Regions from separate parts of the Homo sapiens genome. Here region 1 is linked to region 2. Evidence: read pairs that join two places in POLR2A ChIA-PET (ENCODE). Cell type or tissue: Panc1. All regions are shown on one strand. Links, peaks and the distances in the headings refer to the core of each region. The heading gives the core; the rest is flanking DNA. Region 1 has its middle 13 kb from the start of CCL24. Region 2 holds the start of SNORA14A (small nucleolar RNA, H/ACA box 14A).

Evidence for each region. ChIA-PET counts read pairs that join two places held together with the same protein. Peaks named below come from ENCODE experiments on the same cell type or tissue, not always from the same donor. Only the 100,000 strongest peaks of a DNase experiment are listed, where the experiment ranks them.
Region 1: POLR2A ChIA-PET joins it to region 2 with 5 read pairs; 2 of 35 experiments call an interaction of 5 or more read pairs at or near these places.

Annotation. Positions count from the first base shown.
Region 1 is chr7:75,824,853-75,829,246 of GRCh38, reverse strand. No RefSeq gene overlaps it. Among named protein-coding and RNA genes, the nearest start is that of CCL24, 13 kb to the right of the region's middle. In Panc1, for the core only: no CTCF peak of the experiment used is centred there; no DNase peak of the experiment used is centred there.
Region 2 is chr7:75,941,493-75,945,886 of GRCh38, reverse strand. All of the region lies in intron 1 of POR (cytochrome p450 oxidoreductase), which reads right to left. SNORA14A (small nucleolar RNA, H/ACA box 14A) reads right to left here and starts at 2,104; the gene lies at 1,971-2,104. In Panc1, for the core only: no CTCF peak of the experiment used is centred there; a DNase peak (open chromatin) is centred at 1,816.

The DNA.
Region 1 (4,394 bases), core at 306-4,305, 120 kb after region 2:
GGAGTGCAGTGGCACGATCTCAGCTCACTGAAACCTCCACCTCCTGGGTTCAAGTGATTCTCCTGCCTCAGCCTCCTGAGTAGCGGGACTACAGGTGCACCACCAAGCCTGGCTAATTTTTGTATTTTTAGTAGAGATGGGGTTTCATCATGATGGCCAGGCTGGTCTTGAACTCCCAACCTCAAGTGATCCACCCACCTCGGCCTCCCAAAGTGCTGGGATTACAGGTGAGAGCCACCGTGCCCAGCCCACACGCTGTCTCTTGGGACCCCGAATGTACACGTTTCCTGGCTATTCCAACCGACCCCGTGAGCGTTGGGGTCAAATAAGTGGGCAGAGTGTGTCCATCTCCAGCCTCAGGCCGTCAGTGTCCTGTGGCAGTGCAGTGAGGGGGCTGGGTCTCTGCAAGCAGGGCTCCAGGGTTTTTTGGTCTTAGGGAAGCAATCCAGCTGTGCAGGTCCTTCAGGAAGGAAATCCTTTCACTTCTTCTTTTAGTGAAGTTCTTGACCACCAGATTTTGTGGATTAGCAGAATCTGGTCCTTTCTTGGCCTCCAATCAGGAGCTATTTCTACCTACAAGCAGAAGCATGACACCTAGTCTCAGGGAGTGACAGGAAAACCGGGCGGTTAGGGCTTCTGGCCCCCTTCTGTCCTGGAATTCCCTGCCTTCTGGGCCTCCCCAGCTGTGGACCCTCAGAAAGAATCTTGTGCATAGGCTTGTAGCTCTTCCTTTCTCCTGCACACAACTGTTTTCAGTGAGCCTCTGGTTAGTCAGTATCTTCCAACCTCCTTCTCAACGCCATTCTTTTTTTTTTTTTTTTTGAGAGGGAGTCTCGCTCTGTTGCCCAGGCTGTAGTGCAGTGGTGTGATCTCGGCTTACCGCAACCTCCGCCTCCTGGGTTCCAGCGATTCTCCTGCCTCAGCCCCCGAGTAGCTGGGATTACAGGCACCTGCCAGCCTGCCCAGCTAATTTTTGTATTTTTAGTAGAGACTGGATTTCACCATGTTTGCCAGGCTGGTTTCAAACTCATGACCTCAGGTGAGCCACCCGCCTTGGCCTCCCAAAGTGCTGGGATTACAGGCATGAGCCACCGCGCCTGGCCTCAATGTCATTCTCTTCTCTCCACATGTCTTTCAGGACTTACAGAGCAGGAGCTCCCTAAGACGATGTCCTGGGCCCCACCAGTGGTACATCATAGCCAGCCCACGCCGACCTGGGAGAGCTGACTGTCAGCATCTCTTCCCAACTTCACTTTCAGGGACATCTGGTTGGTAGCTTGAATTCAGCCGTGGTGGGAGGATTTACACCATGGCAATTGACAAACGCTGCTAATCACACTTGTCCCCACAGAGCCAGTTTGTTAAATATTTGCCAACATAACCCTGGCTTCACCTTACCCTGGTCAACCAGACCTGCCCAGGTGTTGGCTAATAATCCTTTGTGTTGGTATCAGTCTCTCCCATGTGGCATTCCTGTGTCCACCTCCCCAGCAGGTCACCCTGGCTCTGGGGGACTGAGCCAGCCAGAAGGTGGCAATTGAGGTCAGACCAGCATCCCTGAATTGGGAAGGACAAGAGGATTTGCATGGAGCATGGATAGCTTCTGTGACAGACATCACATGTGCGTGCACACACACACACACCTGGTTTACTTTATGTTTTAATTATTTTTAAAAAATTGAGACAAGATCTTGCTCTATTGCCCAGGCTGGAGCACAGTGGTGCAAACATGGCTCACTGCAGCCTCAACCTCCTGGGTTCAAACAATCCTCCCGCCTCAGCCTCCCAAGTAGCTGGGACCACAGGCATGTGCCACCATGCCCAGCCAATTTTTTTTTTCTTTGAGATGAAGTCTCGCTCTGTTGCCCAGGCTGGAGTGCAATGGCGCAATCTCAACTCACTGCAATCTCTGCCTCCCAGGTTCAAGCGATTCCCCTGCCTCAGTATCCCAAGAAGCTGGGATTACAGGCATGTGCCACCATGCCCGGCTAATTTTTTTCACATTTTTAGTAGAGACGGGGTTTCACCATGTTGGCCAGGCTGGTCTTGAACTCCTGAACTCAGGTGATCCGCCCGCCTTGGCCTCCCAAAGTGCTGGGATTACAGGCGTGAGCCACCGTGCCTGGCCCCAACCAAATTTTTAATTTTTGGTAGAGATAGGATCTCACTATGTTGCCCAAGCTGATCTCAAACTCCTGGGCTCAAGCGATTCTCCCACCTCAGCCTCCCAAAGTGCTGGGATTATAGCTGTGAGCCACCAGAACTGGCCTGGTTTCCTTTAATACTTGTGGGTTTATTTTAATGGTTATGGGGGAAAACACAGCTAGTGCACTAAATCTGTGATTTTTTATTTATTTATTTTTTTGAGATGACATCTCCCTCTGTCACCCAGGCTGGAGTGCATAGCACAGTCTCGGCTCACTGCAACTTCTGCCTCCTTGTTTCAAGCGATTCCCCTGCCTCGGCCCCCAAGTAGCTGGGACTACATGCGCCTGCCACCATGCCCAGCTAATTTTTGTATTTTTAGTAGAGAGGAAGGTTTCACCATGTTGGCCAGGCTGATCTCGAACTTCTCACCTCAGGTGATCCACCCATCTTGGCCTCCCCAAGTGCTGGGATTACAGGTGTGAGACACCGTGCCTGGCCCTAAATCTGTGATTTTGTGGCTATTTTTGGATGAAGTCCATTTTGACAAAACCGTTAAGTGTACAATAAATTGGGTGGTGGGAAGAAATTGTAAAAAAAAAAATATATATATATATATAATATATATTTTTATTTTTAAATACTTTCCATAGTATTATATATCCATATATATATATACGTATATATGAAGGTTATGAGCGAGTGGATGAAGTTTGGGTGTTGGTGATGGAGCACTGGTGAAAAGTTTTAGGCAGGGGGTGACCAGGCTGGTGTGCATTTTAGGAGGGGCGTTTGTTTTGCAGCTGTGCACAGAACAGATTGGAGAAAGGTGAGTGGGGAGGCAGTGGAACGGGCCAAAAAGGAACAGGTGGATCTGGGAGGTGTTAAATAGGTAAAATCAACAAAATGAGAGGCCTGATTAGGGGTGTGTGTGTGTGTGTGTGTGTGTGTGTGTGTGTGTTGGGGGTGGGGATGGCAGGGAGTTGGGAGGGAAGTGATGGTACCTTCCCTGGAAGATTTTTAAGGAATGATACAACTAGTGCATTTGGAGCAGGAATGTGAGATACCACATGATAGATATTCCTGCCTCCTGTCCCCAGTCTCCCAACCTTACCTCTTCCTTTTTTTATTTTTTATTTTCATTTTTTGAGACAGAGTCTTGCTTTGTTACCCAGGCTGGAGCGCAGTGGCACTATCTCGGCTCACTGCAACCTCCAGCTCCTGGGTTCAAGTGATTCTCCTGCCTCAGCCTCCCCAGTAGCTGGGATTACAGGTGCACACCATCACACCTGGCTAATTTTTTTTATTTTTAGTAGAGACGGGGTTTCACCATGTTGGCCAGGCTGGTCTCGAACTCCTGACCTCAGGTGATCTGCCCACTTCGGCCTCCCAAAGTGCTGGGATTACAGGTGTGAGCCATCATGTCTGGCCTGGTCATGGACTCTTATTGGCCGCCTTCCCTTCCTCTTGTCAGAGCAATTAGGCAGGACAAAGAAATAAAAGGCATCCAAATCAGAAAGGAAGAAGTTAAGGCCAGGCATGGTGGCTCACGCCTGAAATCCCAGTCACCATGCCCGGCCCACCTCTTCCTTTTGCCTTCCAGAAACTCAGCCACATCCCACTGTTCACCTGGCTCTCCTGCCCCTGGTCTTCCCTTGGCCTGGAACCCCCTGCTTCCTTTTCCACCTGGGAACTCCTACCTGTCCTGTTCTGAAGCTTCTCAGATCCCCCACGCAGAGCCCTTTCAACCTGGTAGTTACCTGGCAATAGCAATGATTACCCCTTACTAACTGGTCCTTATCCATATTTACTGTAGGCTGGGAGCTGTGCCTGGACCATGAGGGACAGTCATTCAGTCACTCTTTGTGATACCCAGAGGAGGGACAAGGACTTGTCTCAATTTCCCAATGACAAAGCCAAGGCTGGGGTAGGGCCAGGATCGGAATCCAGGACTAATCGCCTCCAAAACGTATGTCCTCAACGAGTCTGATTCCTAAATCTTATGCTATATTGTAATTATTATTGTTATTCCTTTGAGACAGAGTCTCACTCTGTCTCCCAGGCTGGAGTACAGTGGCGTGATCATAGCTCACTGCAGCCTCGACCTCCTGGGCTTGAGTGATCCTCCCACCTCAGCCTCCTGAGTAGCTGGGACTACAGACATGTGTGCCTGCACCTGGTTATTTTTTATTTTTTTATTTTTATTTTTTAGATGGAGTCTCTTTCTGTCACCCAGGTTGGAGTGCAGT
Region 2 (4,394 bases), core at 265-4,264:
CAGTTTTGCATTTACTGTTTGCAACTTCTGGTCCGTAAAAAAGATTGAGCAACCAACTCAGCACTGATATTGGGGTGAGTCAGACACCCCAATCAAAGCAGTAACAAGAAAGGAAAGAATAAAACTTGTAATTTAGTCAACCCTTTAGCTGTCACTGTCATGTCAGGGCCACCTAGACAAGGCTCTGGCACCAGGGGCTGCACCTTCTGGCTGCAGGGGGAGCGGGGTCATTCAGGTTCACAAGCCCCTCTGCCAAGGTTTAGTGGCTTCAAGATGAGGGAAAACCCTCATGGAACCATACCCTACTGTTGCCTGACAGCGCAACCCACAGGGACTGAGAGGTACTCGGGGAACACTACACTCTCCAAGGTGACCTGTTAAAAAGCAGTGTCCAAGAGTGACTCAGACAGATCGCTCCACAGCCACAATAGCCAGAGTACCCAGGAAGTTTATTATCTGTACTGAGATGTTGGTGCAGATTTCTTTGTGTTTACCTTCTGTGGGGTTCACTCAGTTTCTTGAATCTGTAGATTTATGTCTTTTGCAAAATATAGCAACTTTTCTTTTCTTTTCTTTTTTGTTTTAGGAGACAAGGTCTTGCTCTATCACCCAGGCTGGAGGCATAGTGGTGCAATCACTGTTCACTGAAGCCTCAACTTTCTGGGCTTGAGGGATCCTCCGGGCTCAAGGGATCCTCCTGCCTCAGGCCTCCTGAGTAGGTGGGACTACAGGTGTGCCTCACCACACCTGGCTAATTTTTGTATTTTTAGTAGAGACAGGGTTTTGCCACATTGCCCAGTCTGGTAATGAACTCCTGAGATTCTGCCCACCTCTGTCTCCCAAAGTGCTGGGATTATAGGAGTGAGCCACCGTGCCCGGCCGCCATTATTTTTTAAATAACTTTTCAGCCTCACTCTCTTTCTCTTCTTCTCCTGGGACTTGGGTGACATGAAAGTCAGATCTTTTGTTATTAGTCCCACAAAATCCTGAGGCTCTGTTCATTTGTTTTGTTTTGGTTTTCAGTCTATTTTCTGTTGTTTAGGTTAGGTGATTTCTACTGCTCTAACTTCAAGTTCATGGATTCTCTCTTCTGTCTCCTCCATTTTGCTGTGGAGTCATCCATTCAGTTTCCTATTTTGACTATTGTATATTTCGGTTCTAAGACATCTGTTTCATTCTTCTCTATATCTTAATTCCAACATCTGTGTCATCCTGATGCTGGTGTCTGTTGACTCTCTTTTCTCATTCAAGTTGAGAGTTTTGTGGTTCTTGGTATAGTGATTGATTTTTATTGTATTCTGGGCATTCTGGGTACTTTAAGATCCTGAATCTTATTTAAGCCTATTTTATTTTTGAGACAGAGTCTGTCTCTATTGCCCAGGCTGGAGTGCAATTGTGTGATCTCAGTGCACTGCAATCTCTGCCTCCCAGGTTCAACTGATTCTCATGCCTCAGCCACCAGAGTAGCTGTGATTACAGGCGTGTGCCACCACGCCTGGCTAATTTATTTTTTTGTATTTTTAGTAAAGACAGGGTCTCACCATGTTGCTGGGGCTGGTCTCAAACTCCTGGCCTCAAGTGATCCACCCACCTTGGCCTCCCAAAGTGTTGGGATTACAGGTGTAAGCCATTGCACCCAGCCTTTTTTGATTTTATTAAATATTGTCTGTCACCTGCTTATAGGGAAGGAAGGTATCAGTTCATTGCTGTCAGGCGAGATTCAGTCTCCCTCCTGGGCCTCTGCTGACAAACCCTAGCTTGGAGAGGGAAGACAGCACATGATCTCCACTGACACATGGGGTGGGGCTCCCTGGTTCCGCCAGGTGGTGATGAAGTCCTGACTCACACTGGGCCTCCTCTAATGTCACTCCCAAGGAGAGCACGTTTCCTTGCTTCCTTGAAGAGTCGAGGTTTCCTTGGCTATTTTTTTTTTAAGTTGATAATTCTCCCTTTTGCAAATTTCCCTTAAAAGATGTTGCAGGTATGAAATAAGACTGAGCCACAGGAGACGCGCAGCCCTTTGGACTTTCCTGCAATTTCTATAGCATTCGCTCATATCTTGGAAGCATTTACAGGGAAGCCACCAAGAGGGTTTAAGAATGCAATTCCTTGGCTCTTGATGAATCTAAAGACGTTACCAATACTTTTCAGTTGTTGTTTACTTGGGGAGTCAATACCAAGTTTGAAGAATTAGCATGAAACAACTACAAATAAGAGCATTTTCAAAGAAGTTGAGAAAAGTTTAGTACAATCTGAAATGGAATCCACTAAGATGTGTTATAATGAATGTGGGGGGCAGAAAAAGGCTTAGTTGGAGCCTATGGTTGTTCACTATATTATTCACCAGCAGATATTATGCAAAAAATTTGAATCTATTATATGTGATCGAACAAGGGAATGTCAACAGTATCTGCTCTCATGGACTTAACCTAAGTTGGTCTTAAGGATTTTTGTCAAAAATAGAAGCTGAATATCCTAACTGGCCTACCATACAGCAGTTCAGCAGCTTAGCAGTGGTAAAGTCTGGTGTGACTATTTTGAGCTCAGAGTGAATATTAAATCTTTTCTGAACAAGAATAACTGAAAAGTACTGCCCTCTTAGTCTAAAAATAAAAATAAAAAATAAAAAAAGAGAGGGCCGGGCACGGTGGCTCATGCCTGTAAACCCAGCATTTTGGGAAGCCGAGGCAGGCGGATCACAAGGTGAGGAGATCGAGACCATCCTGGCTAACACGGTGAAACCCCATCTCTACTAAAAATACAAAAAATTAGCTGGGTGTGGTGCCACGTGCCTGTAGTCCCAGCTACTCAGGAGGCTGAGGCAGAAGAAACACTTGAACCTGGGAGGTGGAGGTTGTAATGAGCCGAGATCATGCCACTGCACTCCAGCCTGGGTGACAGAGCAAGACTCCATCTCAATAAAAAAAAAAAAAGAAAAAGAAAAAAGAAAGAACTGCCCTCAACCACTATTACCAAATACTAAATCGCTTTGGAAATTAGCTTTTGCTGCAGACTTGATGTTTCTTAATGAGGCCAATCTAAAATTATAAGGCAAAACAGCAGTTATATGCAAAACTTATATTGCGGTAAAGTCATTTCAATGAAATTAACATTGTATGAATCACAAGTAATGTCAACCTGCGCCATACAATTCCTAGACTGTCAAGGTTAGAACAAGTGAAAAACCTTTGCACATTTTTTTGAGCTCAAACCTTGAGCTCAAAAAAAACAAAAACTTTGAGCTGCTAGTTCTAGCCCTAGCAGCGTTTTTCAGATCTTGATCTAAGTATGAAGGAAATTCCCATATTTTAAAATCCATTTAACTGTACAATTGAGCAGCTCTCATCTAACCTTCAATTGGAAGTGGCTGATCTGCAATGCAATAATGCAAAAAGGCAAATATCAAGAGGGGAATCTAAAAAAAAAAATCTATAAATGCTGTCTTCCAATGATTAAAATGCCCCATCAAAATTTATGCTCCCTGACCAATATAACTTGGCAGTACCTATTTGTGTGAAAAGATATTTTCAAAGATGTCACCTATACAATCTCATTACAGATGAGCACTGACACGGGGATATTTGCAACAGATTTTGATGTTTGGGAACACTAATTCAGAACCCCAATGAAACAAAATTGTTTTCTGTTTTTTGTTTTTTTGAGACTGGGTCTTGCTTTGTCACCCAGACTGCAGTGCAGTGGCACAATCGCAGCTCACTCCAGCCTCAGCCTTCTGGGCTCAAGTGATCCTCCCACCTCAGTCTCCACAGTAGTTGGGACTACAGGTGTATACTACCCACCATGCCCAGCTAACTTTTTAAATATTTTTTTGTAGAGACAGGGGTTAGCCATGTTGCCCAGGCTGGTCTCAAACTCCTGGACTCAAGCGATCCTCCCACCTCAGCCTCCAAGAGTGCTGGGATTAGAGGCGTGAGTCATGGCACCTGGCCCAAAATTGTTATCCCTACAAAAATCATTCCATTCTTCTTATTAACAAACCTGTATTAAAAACTTGCACTCAACTGTTATTAGTTATTACTCGAATTTCTTTTAAAAATATATATTTCAAATTATAGAGACAGGGTCTGGCTAAGTTGCCCAGGCTGGTCTCAAACACCTGGGCTCAAGCAATTCTCCCGCCTTGGCCTCCCAAAGTGCTGGGATTACAGGTGTGAACCACCGCAACCAGCCTTATTTGAATTTCATCAACAAAAAACATGGAAACTTGTTGCCTCTCATTATATATAACATCCTAGATTTTACTTCTTGGCATGCAAAGCCTAAAAAATATTTATTACCTGGCCTCTGACAAGAAATAAGTTATTAGCGCCTACTCTAGATAACTGAAGTGCACCTAGTTACCGGAGCTCTGTACTGACTGGGCAGTACAGATG